Linked DNA regions of Homo sapiens: region 1 is linked to region 2. Evidence: chromatin contacts called from ENCODE Hi-C data. All regions are on one chromosome and are shown on one strand. The core of a region is the stretch at or near the end of the contact, and the rest is flanking DNA. Distances in the headings are between cores, read along the strand shown. Region 1 has its middle 83 kb from the start of CDKN3. Region 2 has its middle 24 kb from the start of MIR5580.

The links. Hi-C counts contacts between places; a loop is a spot of excess contacts on that map. Pooled maps may share reads with other maps.
Region 1: a loop to region 2 is called in a pooled map, with 2.6 times the contacts of the local background. The contact joins two enhancer-like sites. A Hi-C loop is called at or near these places in 2 of 168 maps with a recorded cell type or tissue (Calu3 and HepG2), 7 of 37 single-sample maps with no recorded cell type and 11 of 50 pooled maps.

What each region holds. Positions count from the first base shown.
Region 1 is chr14:54,310,477-54,316,620 of GRCh38, forward strand. No RefSeq gene overlaps it. Among named protein-coding and RNA genes, the nearest start is that of CDKN3, 83 kb to the right of the region's middle. Within about 2 kb of position 1,820, at least 3 of the 41 ENCODE cell types and tissues checked have a DNase peak (open chromatin) inside an H3K27ac peak, as active enhancers do.
Region 2 is chr14:53,921,040-53,927,191 of GRCh38, forward strand. No RefSeq gene overlaps it. Among named protein-coding and RNA genes, the nearest start is that of MIR5580, 24 kb to the right of the region's middle. Within about 2 kb of position 3,917, at least 2 of the 41 ENCODE cell types and tissues checked have a DNase peak (open chromatin) inside an H3K27ac peak, as active enhancers do.

The sequences.
Region 1 (6,144 bases), core at 570-3,069, 390 kb after region 2:
CACATTTTGTTCATCAAAGACCAAGAGAAAATGATCATGCAGCATTCACATGGAGATGACATCAAAGATCCAACTGAACTGAACCTGATGAAGGCCTCCCAGGGGCTGTGGAACAGAGGAGGAGCTCCTTACAAGGAGGCCCCCCTCACAGTACATCTGGGCTGCTCTCCACTGCCAGGGAGGACACCCGCATGCATGCACATGTGGATTTGAGCCAGATGGCGCACAGGAGGTTTGAGGCTTCCCTCCTAAATGTCTGCCACAATGGTTTAGATAAGGAAAATCCCTGATAATAGAAATGTCCCTAGGAGACCTTTTTAAATTCCGTGGCATCCTTACCTAATAGCTTCTATGATCCTTTCCTTTTTTTAAAAAAAAAAAAGAAGGATTTATTATCATGATACAAAATTTATTCTCAATCTAATTTATTTCCCATCATCTGGGGCAAGAATGCAGCTGGGTGTCAGGATTGTCTAGAACTGTGCTGTAGCACCCATTCTTTACTTATTCAGCAAATATTTATTGAGTGCCTACTTTGGGCCAGACGTAAGAAAATGCTGAGTATTACTTAACTCTTTCACTGGTGGAAAAATCACAATGCAGGCTTCCATTCCAGGCTGCAATCTATGAGGATAAGGGTGCAAAGACATTATTACGTTCTTTTTTCATTTGAAGCTCCACATATAGATACAAAAGAACACAAATTGTAGGCATGCACCTCAATAAATTTTCCAGCCATACACTCCCATGCAACCAACACCCAGATCAAGCAGCAGCACATTACGTCGGGTGCAGTGGCTTACAACTGTAATCCCAGCACTTTTGGAGGCCGAGGTGGGCAGATCACTTGAGGTCAGGAGTTCGAGACCAAGCCTGGCCAACATGGTAAAACCCCATCTCTACTAAAAATACAAAAATTAGCTGAGTGTGGTAGTGCATGCCTATAATCCCAGCTACTTGGGAGGCTGAGGCAGGAGAATCACTTGAACCCAGGAGGTTGAGGCTACAGTGAACTGAGATGTCACCACTGCACTCCAGCCTGGGCAACAGAGTGAGATTCTGCCTCAAAAAAAAGCAGCAGCAGCACCTCACACCACCACCAGCACCCCCACCCGCAGAAACCTCGTTTGGATGTCCCTTCAGTCACTATCCCCCACCAAAAGCAGCTGCTATCCTGACTTCTAACATCATAGGTAAGTTTTATCTATTTTCAAACATTGTATACATGGAATCACTGTATGTACTCTTGCACATCTGGCTTCCTGTACTATTACTGTATTACTATTACTGTATTACTATTACTGTATTCCTGATATTACTGATATTACTTCCTGTAATATTTTGTTTGTGAGATGCAACCATGTTGTTTCATGTAGTTACGGTTTGCTTATTCTCGTTGCTGCATAACGTTCTGTTGTGTGATTATAACACAATGTATTTATCCATCCTGCTGTTGATGAGCATTTGAGTAGTGTTCGGTGTGGGGCTATTACACATACTGCTACTTTGGACATTCTCTTATAAGTCTTCTGGTGAACCCATACATGCATTTCTCTTGGTTATATACCTAGAAGGGGTCATATGCTCTCTTAAATAATAAAGATTTGAAAAAGCGTGGAGAAGTACATGATAAATCTGATTCTTGCTGCTGTGGTACCTATGCCTCCACCTTGATCCAACCAATTTCTTCTCATTTCTTTCTTTCTAATTCAATCCCATTATCTGATGCTGGTACACGGAACAAGTCTGGGTGGTGACTTCTGTTCTAGTGGGGAAACTCACTGAAGACTCAAGCTGTGGCCAAGGAAGCTGAGCTGGCCAGCAGCAGGCAACCTTGGAATGTAACCACAACATGCCCCTAGGGCAAAGCTGACAGGTCTGCACAGGAAATTGAGAAAGCATTCAGTGGGAGGCTTCTGAAATCACTGCCACTGCTTTGTGCTAGCTCTGAGTTTCTGACTTGCTCTGGAAAGGCTTCCAGTTCCTTGCTGTAAGCCCCGGTGACCAGCCCCAGGCATCCTATGCATACCACTGCTGCTTGGATGGGCAGAATACACCCGATGCCAAGGGGACCTAACACTGACTTGGCCTATTCCAAAGGGTAAGACCACCCTGGGCCACTCTGCCAGTATCCAGGATGGCTCCCCACATGCCCCACCCCAGCAACACCCAGTAAGTTTGGGTGTGTTGCCTCCTATAAAGAACTGGAAAGAACTTCCACTAACTGAGATCTTCCAAAGTGCTAGACAGTGGACTAGATTCTTTTGCTTATATGACCTCATCAAATATTCATATCCTTACCCTCCACCTGCATGTAGTAGGTATGATTGTTTTACAGATGAGGAAACTGATATGGTTTGGCTGTGCCTCCACCCAAATCTCATTTTAAATTGTAGCTCCCATAATTCCCATGTGTTTCCCCATACTGTTCTTGTGGTAGTGAATAAGTCTCATGAGAGCTGATGTTTTTATAAAGGGTTTCCCCTTTCACTTGGCTCTCATTCTTTCTTGCCAGCCGCCATGTAAGGTATGCCTTTCACCTTCTGCCACGATTGTGAGGCCTCCCCAGCCACATGGAGCTCTGAGTCCATTAAACTTATTTTTCTTCATAAACTACCCAGTCTTGTGTATGTCTTTATCAGCAGCATGAAAAGGGACTAATACAGCAACCAAGACTGCTAGAAGTTATTCACTTGCCCAATATCATAAAGCTTATACATAGTAGAGCAAGGAATTGAACCTAAATCTAAACCCAGCTGTTTTTTCCAGTACAATTGGAATCTCAATATAAGCCTAAACAAAATGTAATCTGAAAATCAGCAAGACTAGTTAGTGGAAAGAATATGGAAATAAGAAGTGGGAAATTAGGGTATTGTTCCATTCCAGTTTACCACCACCTAACTGGATGATCCAGAGAAGGGCCACTCAACTTTCAGGGTAATCAGGTCTTTAGCTGGAAATAAAAAGGTGCATATTACCCACAAACCATACATGCATAATGAAAGGACCATGTCTTTTTTCCCTGACCATAGTGTCTCCAGCACCCACCATAGTATTATGGCCCCTGGTAGGCACTGCATAAGTGATGAACGGATGCATAGGAATGCACGTCAGACTCACCTGCTAGCTTTTTCAAAATGCACATCCCAAGGCCAGCCCCATAAATCCTGGCAAGTACGACACAATCCTATACATTTTTTTAAAAAAAGAAGAAACCTATCTAGGCAGTTCTGATTCAGACCCACAGTATGAAGTCACAGCTCTAAAATTCTATTATCCTATTAAATCAGCTGTATAAATAATCTACTGCTGAGCTCAACATAAATTTATTTATTCAATTTTACATAGTTCCCTCTTAATTAGGACAAATAGGTAATGTGTGCTATAGATTTTTTCAAATCACTGAGAAGTTTCTCTCATTTCTTTCTTTTTCTTCAGCTAATGTGTCCCCTTTTGTTCTCTTTGACTGCTGTATTCTTCTCCCAGTTGCTTTTAAGAGTCTATTTTTTTAATTGCACCAGTTAGATTGAGACATCAAATCTATAGGGACATGTAATATGCAAATACATTAGAAACTAAATTATTGAATTAAATAATGTCTTATTTTGACTGAATTCTTGTGTGCTGGTTCCCAAGTGTTTTCTTTTGTCTTCTTCTAAAATTCAATGGGAAGGACTAACTGAAAAGTTTGTCTTTTTCAACCCTGAGTAGTTATTTCCTATAAAAAAAAAAAAAAAGAAAGGAAACCTAAATTGAATCGACATCTCAAATAAGTCAAGTGACCCAGTAGCCTACAAATAAACATTGCTGGCCTGTTTTTGTCTTAGGAGGGGCAAAGCTAGCTAATACTAGTTTTCTTCTGTATTTTCTCAGTATAGATGTTACCCTAAGAACTGTACGCCAGACTGCAATGAAATCAAACTTACTCTAGTGACTTCTTTAAACACGTGCTGATGCTTTTTCAGAGCTGCAGCTTAAGAACCTTCCCGCTTCTGCTCACCTGAGAAACACTGGCTGCCCCTGTTACAGGGAGGCTTGCAACCCTGCAGCCTTGCTCTCAATGTTTCCTGCACACCCATGTTCAAGTGCCCTAATCAAGAAGTCCAGGCCAATAGCAGGCTATTCAGTGATCTCCCTTGTCCCCTCCAGTCCCTGCCACAAGGTCCTCTGCAGCTTTTCCACTTGCGTGTTGCTTAAACAAGTGAAGAGGGCAAGAGAAAGAAAGAGTTTGCTGGCTTCCTTGCCAACCAGGCCCTCCCTTCTAAGACCACACGGCCCCAGTTTCTCTGTTTCCTCTTATGTTTAATTTTCTTTGGCCCAGGCTTTCCTCAATGGTTTTCTTTTCGCATTTTATCACCATAAATTAATTAAAATGTTTCTGGCACTGAGTTCACATCTGATCATCTTGGCAGGATCCCCTTACACAGATGGCGAGTAGATAAAGGGCAATCCAAGCATCCAAGAACAAGAACAGCCCACATAGGGAGCCGGGCGAGAGACTTCCAGAGGAGCAGAGGCTGATTTCAAGAATAGCCACTAGACTAAATGCAATGGTTGGATTGCGTGCTCGGGGGTGGGGAGGAAGGAAAAGACTCTCTTGGAACTTTTTGTATTCCTCCACTGTTTCCCCAAACCCCGCAAAAGAGAGCTTGTTAGCAATTAGGAGAAGAACGAGAAGAAGCTGCTCTACCTCTACTCCCTCTTTACCCTTCAAATTCGGGAAGTTCGGGCAGGCTACACAGGTGTTGGAAGATGGAGGAGGCAAAATGTGGCTGGTAGGAATGGGAAGAAGCAATGATCGATATTGACTGAGAACCTGGTATGGGGTAGACACTATGCTACACCCTAGGAATATAATAAAGAGCAAGGCAGACATGGTCCTTGCCCTCATGGGGTGTCTAATCCAGCAACAGAGACAGATATTAAATACCAAATATCTTGAAGTGGAAAAAAAGAGACCATACACTGAGAATGTGAAATACAGTCTTGTCACTAATGAGAAGGGCACTGCAGAGACAGACAAGAGTACTCACCGCCCAGAGACTGGGACCACCACACCCCAGAGGCTGGCTGCCTCGAAATTACTCCAAAGAGCCCTGAGCACCACTTAGAGAAAGGCTTTGGGGTCCAGACACTCAGGTGCAAAAGAGGAGACCTTGTGATACTCAGTAAAGGAAGGGAAGCAGACCCATGGTCGTACACAAGTAAACTTCCAGAAGGCTATTTGCAAGGAGAGCTAAAAACCTATTGAAACTTTAACTTTTCCCAAAACTACTGACATATAATACTGTCTTATTATAGAGGGCTGCTCTCTTCATCAGAATTAGTAAGCAAAATAAACAGTATGTGAAAAGCACCATGAACAAAATGAACAAGACGCTGTGCTGAAGAATAAGGGAGGTTGTGATCACTTTAGGTAGGGCAATCCAGAGAGATCTCCCTGAGTGATGACATTTAAACTGAAAGATGGAAGGATCCCAGGACCTCACATTTAAAATGTACCATCAGAACGAATGCAATTCAACCAGCCGAAATCAGCCACAGGCCACGAGCAAAGCCCCGCTCTGGGAGTCCAGGGAGAATAAACAAAAACACTGAGTTGCTGTCCCCCCAGAGCTTATGGTCTCCTGGAGCCGTGGAGGCCTGGAAGCCTGGGATCTGGTCACAGTTTCTGGTGGCCTGATGATGTGTTCACTGAAAATCAGTGAGGTCTGTCGTTTCCTGGAGCAAAGCGTGAACATCTTTCCAGCTGATGCCACCCTCCATCAGGGAGGAAGGAAATGCAGTTCACACCATTTGCTTCTATCTTTGGTCTCCATACGTGCCAAGCCTAGCAGTGAACAACTGCTCTCCTGAGACCTTTTTGTAAGGGGAAGAAAACCTCCCCGGAGGCCTCGTGGTCCCTGTCTGCCTTCACTTCTGTCATTCCTTCCCTCTCAGCATCACTGGGTCACTTTTGCATTTACACACATGCATCATGCCATCTCGGCATGTCCCTGTGCATCTCCTGTCATTTTGTGCCCAGGTTTTGTGTCCAGGCTCCACTCTGCCTGGATTCTAAGCAGCTCTGACAAGACTGTAAGCCGCTTCAGAATGAGAATTGAGTTGTGTACTTACTTTTTTTCTTGGCATTTAGTAGGTGCT
Region 2 (6,152 bases), core at 2,667-5,166:
AGTTCACTTTCAAATGGATTCAAACGAGGATCTTTTAAAAGGCAAAATTTCTTGGTGCTTTAAAAATATGACTGCATTTACATAAACTTTAGAGGAATATATCTGTTATGTAAATCGAGGAATGCAAGCAATCTAAGACCTCTGACATTCCCTTTTCAAAGAGCATTGTGAACAACCTGTCTAACCTGTCATTCTCAATTTGCAGGTACAAAGGAATTACACCATCATCTCTGCTCCCTAGAAGCTTACAATTCATCCTGGTGTACTAGGTAGGGCAAGCGCACTCTCAACATTTAGAATTAAATGCTTAAATCTCATACTGGGAGCCACACAGGCCATCACTTATCACTCACTCAAACATAGAAGCAACAGAATTTCTGATATGTCATGTTTTTACATTTTCCCCTGTCCCCTTTTGTTCTCCCTAAAACTTGTCCCTAAAAAATAAGCTTCCATAAACTGAGCTTTTTGAAGGGGACCCGTGAAGTCCACATGAATCACAAAACACATTAGCTTCAACTTTCTAGGTGTTAAAAATCAAATGACAAAAATCCATTCAATCAACCATCAAGGTTACTGCTGAGGGGAGCAGAGATATTAAATACTATTCAAAGAGAGTGTGATGCGGCTGAATTAGACATCAGAAATGCCTAGGTTCCAGGCCAGGCATAAAACATCCCCCTCCTCTATGGCCCTGGGCAAGGCATTTAACAACTAACTTCAGTTTCTTCCCACCTATAAAACAGATAATCATCACCTTCTTCTGAGATGTGTATAAATTAATTATTTGAGGTTTGGAAAGAGTTGTGAAGGCAAAATGATATTCATAAATACTAAATATTAGCTGATTTTCTTTTCAATTTCATGCCTTTATTTTGGCATTTTATATTGAATTACATAAACTGAGAAGCAGGAAATATGACCACCATGTATCTGATTATTCTTTCTTAAATTACATAAGGGCTAACCTCAGGGATTAAAAACAGCTCCAAAGGACTCATAAGTCATCATACATTATTAACAGGAAATATTATTTGCAAGGCATCTTAATATCCTATAACATAGCCTAATATTTTTATTAGCTATGTTTCACAAACACTCTCGGGGGTGGTATCATAGATTTGTCACCATCTTACCACTTAGGAAACAGGCGAAGATTGAACACATGCCTTGCACAGGAAACTTCCCATAATTAGAAGTCATGGTTTCTAAATTACCAATCTCTCCTATGAATCACATCTTCCATACAAAAGAAATTGTCCAAACGTGCATCCATAGGCATCTATGCCTATGGTGCATGGTTTTAGAGATTCTGTAAATGTTAGAAACAGTTTTAGCCTATAAAATGGCATCAGCTCCAAAGTTCTCTCCTGATGCTTTGAAGCTAGGCTGTGCATATGCTAGAAATTGTCTTTTGAAAAAATACTTTTTATCAGAAGAGACTTTATTAATCCGTATCACTATTTAAATTGCTAAGAGGTGATTTGTTACCTCTGTCCAGAGCTAAGCAAAGGCCAGATGATGAAGAGCCCTGAATGCCGTGCTGGGGAGTCTGGACCTTATTCGAACAACTAAGGAGGGCCCGGGATGGGAGGGAAAGAAATGCTCAGATTTACATTTGGGAAAACTCATTCTAACGTCATGAGGAAAGATGGTCTGGAAAAAGGTAATACCATGTGCAGGAAGATAAACTAGGGGAGCAGAGCGATTGTGAAGGGTTATGTTGGCTTGAATTAAGAAGGAGGCAGTGAAGGTGGAGCCGGAAAAAAGAATCTAAGAGGTGTTGAGTAGATAAAATCAGTGGGCTAAAAGGAAGCCAGAGGGGATAGAATCCAGAGCCCAGGAGTAGGGATTGACCTTATGTACAAGGAGGAATATCTTTACTTTTTGTTTTTTTGAGACAGGGTCTCACTCTGTTGCCCAGGTTTGAGTGCAGTGGCACAATCTCGGCTCACTGCAACCTCTGCCTCCCTGGTTTCAGTGATTCTTGTACTTCAGCCTCCCGAGTAGCTGGGGTTACAGGCGTGAGCCACCACGCCCAGCCCATCTTTTTAATCATGATAGGGAAAAAGGAGAAGAACAAATATTTGTTGAAGAATGAAAAAGGAGCATGCCAAAGCCATCAGTGGTCAGTAGAAAGTGAGAGAAGAGTGATCAGAAGACGGAGGTCAGTAGAAAACAGCGACGGATAGAGATGACCTCAGAGGAACGGGGCTTTTCACGACTGTGTAAGGACAAGTGGGAAGTGAACAGAAACCTGGGCAAGCAGCCTGCATTGGGAAGGCCCCCAGCAGAAGGAAGCCTGGGGAGCAGCCAGGTTTGAGTTAAAGCAGGAAACAGAGGGAATGCTCTGACAACCTGGGGATGCATTTGCCATAGAACAAAGTTTTGCTCTGCTAATTCTGCAGCTCCTATCAAAATGACTCTGAAGTCTAATTCTGATCTCACATGTTCACTTGTAGCTTTCCTTTCCAAGAAAGTGTCAGCTATAAATTAAATAGGCAATGTTTTCTAGTTGTACTCACCGTAAAACATATTAAAATACTTGGCCATGGGGAATGGAACACCAGGCTACTCTTAACCCAAAGGTGGCAACCTCAATTCCAAGATCTGTGTACTCTGGGATATGCAGTCCCCATGCATTGATCACTAGGCATGACGAGTGGTCTCAAAAGTCTTCTAAAGTCACCCAAAATACAACAAATTTCAGACGTAAGGGTGTGCACAAGCACACACACATGCACACACAAGGAATAGTGTTATTCAGGCCAGAAATAAAACATGTTTTTAAAGACTATGAAAATACTAACTACGTACCCTTGTGACACTATTAAATGCTTTGTATTTGAAGTATAAATATAGACCAATAATATATTATCTTCTTAGGAAAATTTTATAATGTAGCATACATAAAGTGAACATTAAAAGTTCTAAATTTGTTTCAAATATCATGTATGTCCAACAATCTCCCCAGGTTAACTTATAATGACCATGAGACAATAGGATGCCAAGGACTCTGTAGAGAAACCTATGGCACTCCACTCAGAAAAATATAAATTATGTGTTTTTTCCATACCACAAAAGCCACAAAAGGTCATCAATCCAACCAAAGTATTCAAATAAAGGTTCTGCCAGGCCACTGAGTCCATTATGGCAAACTGGGCAGGTGGCTTCAGCAGAAACCCTTCCATCTGAAAACTTTCCCTTAATATTTATCTCCTTTCACTTAATCTCACCAACCCCAATTTCTCTGAGCCAAAACCTACATAGCCAGGAGATGCTATTTGTAGAAATTTTTTCAAACCTTAATCTCTATCCAAGATGAAATTGTAATGGTATAAATGTTCTTTCACCATTATATATATACACACACACACACATATATATATAGATATGTATCTAGATACATACATACATACATATCTATCTATATATCTTCCCTAACTCTTCTGTCCACATTTTTGTGCTCTGGAAGGCTTCCTATCTCAGGACACATAGCTTACATACCTAGGGCCAGATACAGAAGCTCAGCCATTGTGCAGGAGAAACTGTGTAAGGCCATGTCGTCTTATTTGTTTTCCCTGGCCAGCTTCCCCAGAGTACCTGTCTAGAGGGAAAATGCATACATCTCATATACAAAATGCAATAACAACCCCTAGAATTTTACTTTCTTTTTCAATTATTTTCTAATCTTGAAGAGCAAATTCAAGATAAATATGACAATGGTGTCCCTTCTCAAAATCAGTTCACAAGCACAAATAAGCTTTTTTCTGAGGTCTTAGAGAAAACTCCAGTGCTTCTCCACAAAGAAAAGGAAACAAATTCCATGCAGCCACGTGATTATAAAAGGAAGTTTTACTCATGTCCTTCTCTATGTAGATTTACGAGGGTTTCTGCTGACACGAAGTATGTTCTCTACTGAATTCCTCAAGTGAAGCAAAACCACACGTATCTGGTTCTAAAGCAACATATTGAGTCACTAGTTTACATAGCAAATGTGAAATAGTCATTTGGAAGCCTGAGGCATACCTGTGAAGTGGATTGAACCATAAGAATTGCCTGGGAAAAGAAAAGAATAAAAAAAAAATGCAAAAAAACAACAACAAAAAAAACTACATTTAAAAAATCACCAGTCTAAAATTCAGCTTAGCTTACAAATCACCTCAACTACTTACTCATAGGTAGGTGCCAGCAGAATGCACACTGGACAGAAAGCAGGGAATCTGGGTGCATGTATTTGCCTAATGAATGAACTCTTGCAGCTGTTGCAGAATGGACACTTGATGCAATCGTTAATTCTCCCTTAGATTCTAATGGTGGCTATTCTGACGTTGTTTGCCAAGGCGTTGTGTTTCTTTTAGTGTTTGGACCTAATAGTCGTCGTGGTCTGGTCTCTTTCTGTTGCTGTCCTGGAATCGGTCATCAAACTTTCAGCAGTGCTACTTCTGTAATCTTACCCTCAAGTCCATTTTTTCTTGCATTCCCATTGCAACAACCCAAGCTCTGGCTCTCATTATCATTCCCAAAGGTTACTGCAATCTTCCTAGCTAGTTTTTTGGTGCCAAAGCTTTCATTGCACACCAAGGCCAGATCAGTTTTCTCAGAACACTGCTTGGATCATGGCTGGAAATTTCAAGTTTAAACTCCATAGGTTCTCCCTGCTCTGCTCTTCCTTCTTCTATTTCTCAAGAACATATATGACCTCCCCAGTAAATGCCTTACCCTCAAGCCGATTGGATCATTGGTTATTCCTCAAGCTTACTCTATTTATTCTACCTTTATGCCTTTGCTCCTGTTTTTCCCACTGCCTAGAATGCCACTTCCCATCCATGGAAAACTGCACCATCTGTGAACTGCCAACACAAATATCACTTTCTGTGTAAAATTGTCAATTAAAAAACCAGGGCCCAGCTCAGTGGCTCATGCCTGTAACTCCAGCACTTTGGGAGGCCAAGGCAGCAGGACTGCTTGAGGCCAAAAGTTTGAGACCAGCCTAGAGACCCTGACACCACACACACACACACACACACACAAATTAGGCAGCATAGCAACTCACAACTGTAATCTCATCATTTTGGGAGACTGAGGTGGGAGGATGACTTGAGCCCAGGAGTTCAAGACCAGCCTGGGCAACAGGGCAAAACCTTGTCTCTACAAAAATATAAAAATTAGCCAGGCATGGTGGTATGCACCTATAGTTCCAGCTACTAGGGACGCTGAGGTAGGAGGATCACCTGAGTCCAGGAGGTCAAAGCTGCAGTGAGCCATGATAGTGTCACTGCTCTCCAGCTTGAGTGAAAGAGTGAGACTCTGTCTCAAAAATTATTATTAAATTAAATTAAATTAATAAATTAGCCTGGCATGGTGGCATACACGTGTAGACCTAGCCACTTGGGAAGTGGAGGTGGAAGAATCGCTTGAGTCCAAGAGTTTGAGGCTGTAGTGAACTATGATCATGCCATTGCATTCCAGCCTGGGTGACAGAGGAGCTGTCTGTAAAAACAAAAAAACAGGATAATTTCTCTCTCTCTCTTTCTTTCAATATCCACTGTGCTTTGTTCAAGCTTCCACTTGTGATGTTTCAAAATACTTTCTGATATTTGTTTTTTAACTCCCATCTTATTTATGCATTCAATACATGTACATTGAAAGCTTACCAAATTTAAGGCACCGTGCTAAAAGTTGGAAGCACAGGGGAAAATAAGCAGGAATGTAGTCCCTGCTTTCATGGAGGTGTAGTCTCACAGAGAAACAGTTATTGCATAAACAATTGCAGAATAATAATGAATTATTTACATAATGAATAACAAGAGAAATTAGGACTACAGTTTCAGGCTACATAATAGGGGCCCTCAACCACAATAGGGGAGCATCAGGCAAAGTGTCCCAGAAAAAGTGATGCTTAGGCTGAGATAAAAGGGATTTGCAAGAAGTATCCCAAACAAAAATTTGATCAAGGGTGTACCAGGCCAAGGAAATTGCCTGTACAAAGTCTCTGAAACCAGAAGGACCCTAAAGAAGCCCAGTGAGATTTGGCCATAGAAGAAAGTGGAAGAAAAAAATACTGCTTAGAATAAAGCAGCAGAGGAAAAAAGGGACCAGATGATACAGGGGCTTCCAAGCCATTTAAGAATTTTAGACTATGCCAAGTG